2 separate regions of the Homo sapiens genome follow, and region 2 is linked to region 1. Evidence: read pairs that join two places in POLR2A ChIA-PET (ENCODE). Cell type or tissue: B cell. All regions are shown on one strand. Each heading gives the region's core, and the rest is flanking DNA. Links, peaks and the distances in the headings are about the cores only. Region 1 has its middle 2.0 kb from the start of TCF23. Region 2 has its middle 29 kb from the start of DTNB.

Region 1 (2,914 bases), core at 159-2,658:
TATTCATAGATTACTGTGTGCCAGGCACTGTGCTAAGCATCTTATTTATTTCTCAGAGCAACCTTTTAAGAAAAAAAGAGACTCAGTTTAGATGTGTGGGAACTGGTATACTGGGAGGTGAAATAACTTGCCCAATGTCAAACATCCGTTAAGTGGTGGGGTGGGATGAAAATCCAAGCCGTCAGTTGGACTTTGAAGGCTACCCCTCACCTGATGCTAGCCTGCCTCCCATGGGTTACTCACGCGTCTGTCCCCATGCTAGACATGAGGTCTCTGAAGGCAAGGACCATGGTGTTCCTGAGTTGCATCACATCCTCCAAGAGCTAGTTAGGAGAAGGCGGGCTGAAGGAATCGCGAATCTGCCACAGCAGCCCCTGCTGTCTTCCAGGGACCTCTGCCTGTAGCAGAATCCAGCCTGATGTCCCTTGTCCCCCATTCTCGAACCTCAGGGGAGATCAAATAAGTAAGGAGAAAGTAAAAAGGTGGATGTACAGTGAGAAAGATATGCAGCCCACCACAGAGAAAGGGAAAAAGAGGCCGGGCGCGGTGGCTCACGCCTGTAATCCCAGCACTTTGGGAGGCAGAGGCAGGTAGATCATGAGGTCAAGAGACGGAGACCATCCTGGCCAACTTGGTGAAACCCCGTCTCTACTAAAAATACAAAAATTTAGCTGGGTGTGGTGCCACGTGCCTGTAGTCCCAGCTACGCGGGAGGCTGAGGCAGGAGAATTGCTTGAACCCGGGAGGCAGAGGTTGCAGTGAGCCGAGATTGCCTGGGCTCCAGCCTGGGCGACAGAGCGAGACTCCATCTCAAAAAAAAAAAAAAAAAAAAAAAAAAAAGGAAAGGAAAGGAAGGAAGGAAGGGCCGGGTGCAGTGGCTCACACCTGTAATCCCAGCACTTTGGGAGGCTGAGATGGGCAGATCACGAGGTCAGGAGACTGAGACCATCCTGGCTAAGATGGGTGAAACCCCATCTCTACTAAAAATACAAAAAAATTAGCCGGGCGTGGTGGTGGGTGCCTGTGGTCCCAGCTACTCAGGGGGCTGAGGCAGGACAATGGCGTGAACCTGGGAGGTGGAGCTTGTAGTGAGCCAAGATCGTGCCACTGCACTCCAGCCTGGGCGACAGAGCAAGACACGGTCTTGAAAAAAGAAGGAAGGAAGGAAGGAAGGAAGGAAGCAAAGAAAGAAAGAAAGAAAGGTAGGTAGGTTAGTAGAAACAACCTGCATGTCCATCAGTAGGGAAGTCGTTAAATAAATTTTGGCATCTCCATACTATGAAATAATGTACAGTAATAAAAATAATGACAGCCCTTTGTTAAATGACATGAAAAACTCTTCAAAACACACAGTTGTGAAAAAAGCTAGTTGTAGATCAATATATATAGTAAGACCCCAGCCACGTAAAAAAATACACCAAAAAATAAAAAATAGAAATGTAAAGTTTTATGTGCTTATGTGAACATATAGAAAGGAGATGGAAAAGATGTGCATCAGGCCGGGCGCGGTGGCTCACGCCTGTAATCCCAGCTCTTTGGGAGGCCGAGGTGGGCGGATCACCTGAGGTCAGGAGTTCGAAACTAGCCTGGCCAACATGGCGAAACCCTGTCTCAACTAAAAATACAAAAATTAGCCAGGTGTGGTGGCAGGTGCCTATAATCCCAGTTACATGGGAGGCTGAGGCAGAAGAATTGCTTGAACCCGGGGGCGGAGGTTGCAATGAGCTGAGATCACGCCACTTCACTCCAGACTGGGCAGAAGAGCGAAACTCCATCTTAAAAAACAAACAACAACAAAAAAAACCCCAAAAATTATCCAGGTATGGTGATGCATGCCTATAGTCCCAGATACTCGGGAGGTTGAGGCAGGAGTCGCTTGAACCCAGGAGGTAGAGGTTGCAGTAGGCCGAGATCGTGCCACTGCACTCCTGCCTGGGCGACAAAGTGAGACTGTCTCAAAAAAAAATAAAAAATAAAAACAGTGCAGTTACCCCCTTGCTCCCTCTTGGATCGCTCACTCTGGGGGAAGCCAGCTGCTATCTTGAGGATATCCAAGCAGCCCTGTGGAGAGGCCCATGTTGTGAGGAACTGAGGCCTCTCACTGACAGCCACCACGACTTGCCAACCGTGGGAGTGAGCCACCTCAGAAATGGATCCTCCAGTTCCAGTTGGACCTCCAGATGACTGCAGCCCTGGCTGTCGGTTTGAGTGCAACCCATGAGAGACCCTGAGCCAAGATCACCCAGCTAAATTGCTCTTGCCCGTAGAATTCCTGACTTATAGAAGCCATAGAAGATAATAAATGTTTATTGCTGCTTAAGTTTGGGGGTAATTTGGAAGCAGCTATAGATAACTAATGTAGTATGTGTTACTGAAGCCTGTGCATTGTTGTATGAATAAATTTTAAATTTACACAAATGATAATTGTATTAGCCAGGTGCAGTGGTGCATGCCTGTAATCCTAGCTTCTCAGGAGGCTGTTGGGGCAGAGGGGAAGATCACTTGAGCCCAGGAGTTCCAGGTTACAGTGAGCTATGATTGCGCCACTGCACTCCACCCTGGGCAACAGAGATAGAATCTGACTCAAGCAATCCTCAAAATTACAAGTTTCAAGCAATTAGGCAGAAAATCAATAAGGATATAGACGACTTGGGAAACACTATAAACCTACTAAACCTAACAGACATCAAATAACACTCAACAACATAATGCTACAGATTCTTCTAAATTGCACATGGAAGATTCTCCAGAATGGATCATATGTTAGAGTCTCCAGAATGGATCATAAAACAAGCCTCAACATGCGCAGTGGCTCACGCCTGTAATCCCAGCACTTTGGGAGGCCGAGGCATGCGGATCACCTGAGGTTGGGAGTTCAAGACCAGCCTGACCAACATGTAGAAACCCCATCTCT
Region 2 (2,914 bases), core at 183-2,682, 1.4 Mb after region 1:
GTGGTGGCAGGCACCTGTAGTCCCAGCTACTTGGGAGGCTAAGGTGGGCGAATTGCTTGAACCCAGAAGGCGGAGTTTGCAGTGAGCCAAAATTGCACCACTGCACTCCAGCCTGGTGACACAGTGAGACTCCGTCTCAAAAAATAAAAAATAAAAAATAAATAAAACTTTTCCTTTGCTTTCACTTGGCTGTTTGGCACAAGAGACCTAGCTTTTGGCCTATCTTGGCATTCACCATGCCTTCCTTGCTAAGCTTAATCACTTCTAGCTTTTGATTTAAAGTGAGAGACCTGTGACTTATTTCACTTGAACACTTAGAAGCTATTGTAGGGTTATTAATTGGCCTAATTTCAATATTGTTGTATGTCAGGGAATAGGGAGGCCCAAGGAGCGGGGAAGAGATGGGGGAACTGTCAGTTGGTGGAGCAGTCAGAACACACACAACATTTATAGTTCCCTGTTTTTTGTGGGCTTTTATGCTCATGACACCTGCAAACAATTATAATAGTAACATCAAAGATTACTGAGCACAGATCACTAAAACAGATATAATGATAATGAAAAAGTTGGAAATATTGCAAGAATTACCAAAATGTGACACAGAGACATGAAGTGAGCCCATGCTGTTGGAAAAATGGCACCAATAGACTTTCCAGACTAACAGGGTTACCACAAACCTTCAATTTGTCAACAATGCAATATCTTTGAAGGACAATAAAGCAAAGTGCTATAAAATGGGCTATAACTATATACAGTTCTGTTATTATAGGTTTCAGTCCTGAGTATGGGTTATTCTGTAATTCAGGGAAGAAAAGAGACAGTAGAAAGATCAATAAGTGTAACACTAACACATTTTTTAACGTTTTTTTTTTTTTTTTTTTCTTGAGATGGAGTTTCACTCTTGTCACCCAGGCTGGAGTGCGGTGGCAGGATCTAAACTCACCACAACCTCCGCTTCCTGGGGTTAAGTGATTCTCCTGCCTCAGCTTCCCAAGTAGCTTGGACTACAGGTGCTTGCCACCATGCCCAGCTAATTTTTGTATTTTTAGTAGAGACAAGGTTTCACCATGTTGGCCAGGCTGGTCTTGAACTCCTGACCTCAAGTGATCCACCCGCCTCAGCCTCCCAAAGTGCTGGGATTACAGGCATGAGCCATCACGACCAGCCTAAAAGTTTTTAAGGAACAAAGATTACTTGACATAATTCTCACAAACATTATTTTTTGGCATATTGCTTTGTCATATTTGTAGATATTTTCTATTCTTGAAAAATATATATTTTTACACTCCTTTCCTGCATGCTGATATAGTTGAAAATATATATTTAATATTATAAATATTTCCCTAAGTTTCTATATAATCTGTATAAGAAATTTAAAGATTTCTTCATTTAAAGAAATGACTGCCTCGTTCATTGAGTCAGCATGTATAACAGATGTCATACCATTTCCTTGTTGCATGTTAAGTTTTTGCTGGCAAAATCATTAGGGTAGAGAGGGTGCCAATGAACACAGTGCTCCAAAGGGGGGTGGTCAGGGTGCCACAGTGCAGGCTGCTGGTGCCCACTGCCAGGTGAGGGCTGGAGTATGATGCTCCACACAAGCCACTCACCTGCCTTATCAGAGACCTACCCTGGTTCTATGTACATCAACTCACGCTTCATCCTCAAGAAAAAAAAAAAAACTCAAGGAAAGAAAAAAATGTTGAGGCTTGTGTCATCTGTAGTATTGGATGAATCAAATGGTGCCCTCCCAGGGTACAAGAGCCAGAGCCCACTGGTCGCCAAATGATGAAACTTCTACTGGGACCCAGGAAGAGCATGGCTGTGGCAGGCGTTTCTGAGAGGGGACTGGGGAGTGGACTGTGCTGGGGACTGACCTGGGTCATGTGATGACCTCCTGCTCCCCCAGTTCTTTATGTCATAGCTGCAGCCACGTGCCCCTGGCATCCCCCTACTGCTGATCACGGGGGAGTTCGTGAGCCTTCAGTCTGTGATTCTCAAACTCCATGTGGTAGGAGCTTCCTTGGGGAGGGGCACTGAAAGTATAGATTCTCAGTCCTGGCCCTTGGATGGGTAGGTCTGGGATGGAGCCAGGACAAATACACCAATTTTCCTGATACAATGATCAAGCAGGTGTGAGACGCTGCCTTGGGACCTAGCTCAGGGACTTGTAACAAGACAATTTTCAGGCTGGAAGCGGCTCCTGAGGTTACAGCTGGGTTTCTACCAGTGGACTCTGCCTAGTTCCCAAGAAATGGGGATCTGCTTAACTCCCTCTGCCCTCCCAAATCCCAGCTGGGCCCAACTGCCGGCTCAGAGACCTCCATGATACCATCTGCTCGAATGTGGGACACAGCCTTGCCACAGAAGCCGTCATTATTCTGCCGGGCCACTGGGGAGCCCACCAGGTGACAGTCACCCATCTGCCTCCTCTTCTATCTTCTAAGCCCCTCTTCCCACCCCCACCCCACACACCCTGAGTCCTGTAGAGGACCTTCTCGCCCCTGCTGGATGCACTCGCGCTGCCTCCTCCATGCTGCCCCCGTGCTTGTCTTACCTCTGCATGCCAATTCCTCTCAGCTGGGCCCACTCTGCCTCTGAGAGAGCTGCTCTCCAGTGAGAACCCAAAACAGCCAGGCCTGGAGCTATAGCGAGGGCCCTGTTTGGCAGCTGCTGGGTCTACTTCCAGCTCCTGTTTTGTCAGCCTTTCTAAGGAACAGCATTGGGGCCTTCATGGATCACCTCCAAAATTACACCTTTCCAGATCTGTGCTTTTTTTTTTTTTTTTTTTTGAGACAGAGTCTCACTCTGTTGCGCAGACTGAAGTGCAGTGGCAGGATCTCGGCTCACTACAGCCTCTGCCTCCTGGCTCAAGTGATCCTCCCACTTCAGCCTCCCGACTAGCTGGGACTAC

What was found. ChIA-PET counts read pairs that join two places held together with the same protein. Peaks named below come from ENCODE experiments on the same cell type or tissue, not always from the same donor. Only the 100,000 strongest peaks of a DNase experiment are listed, where the experiment ranks them.
Region 2: POLR2A ChIA-PET joins it to region 1 with 12 read pairs; 2 of 35 experiments call an interaction of 5 or more read pairs at or near these places.

Annotation. Positions count from the first base shown.
Region 1 is chr2:27,145,514-27,148,427 of GRCh38, reverse strand. No RefSeq gene overlaps it. Among named protein-coding and RNA genes, the nearest start is that of TCF23, 2.0 kb to the left of the region's middle. In B cell, for the core only: no CTCF peak of the experiment used is centred there; no DNase peak of the experiment used is centred there.
Region 2 is chr2:25,701,410-25,704,323 of GRCh38, reverse strand. No RefSeq gene overlaps it. Among named protein-coding and RNA genes, the nearest start is that of DTNB, 29 kb to the right of the region's middle. In B cell, for the core only: no CTCF peak of the experiment used is centred there; no DNase peak of the experiment used is centred there.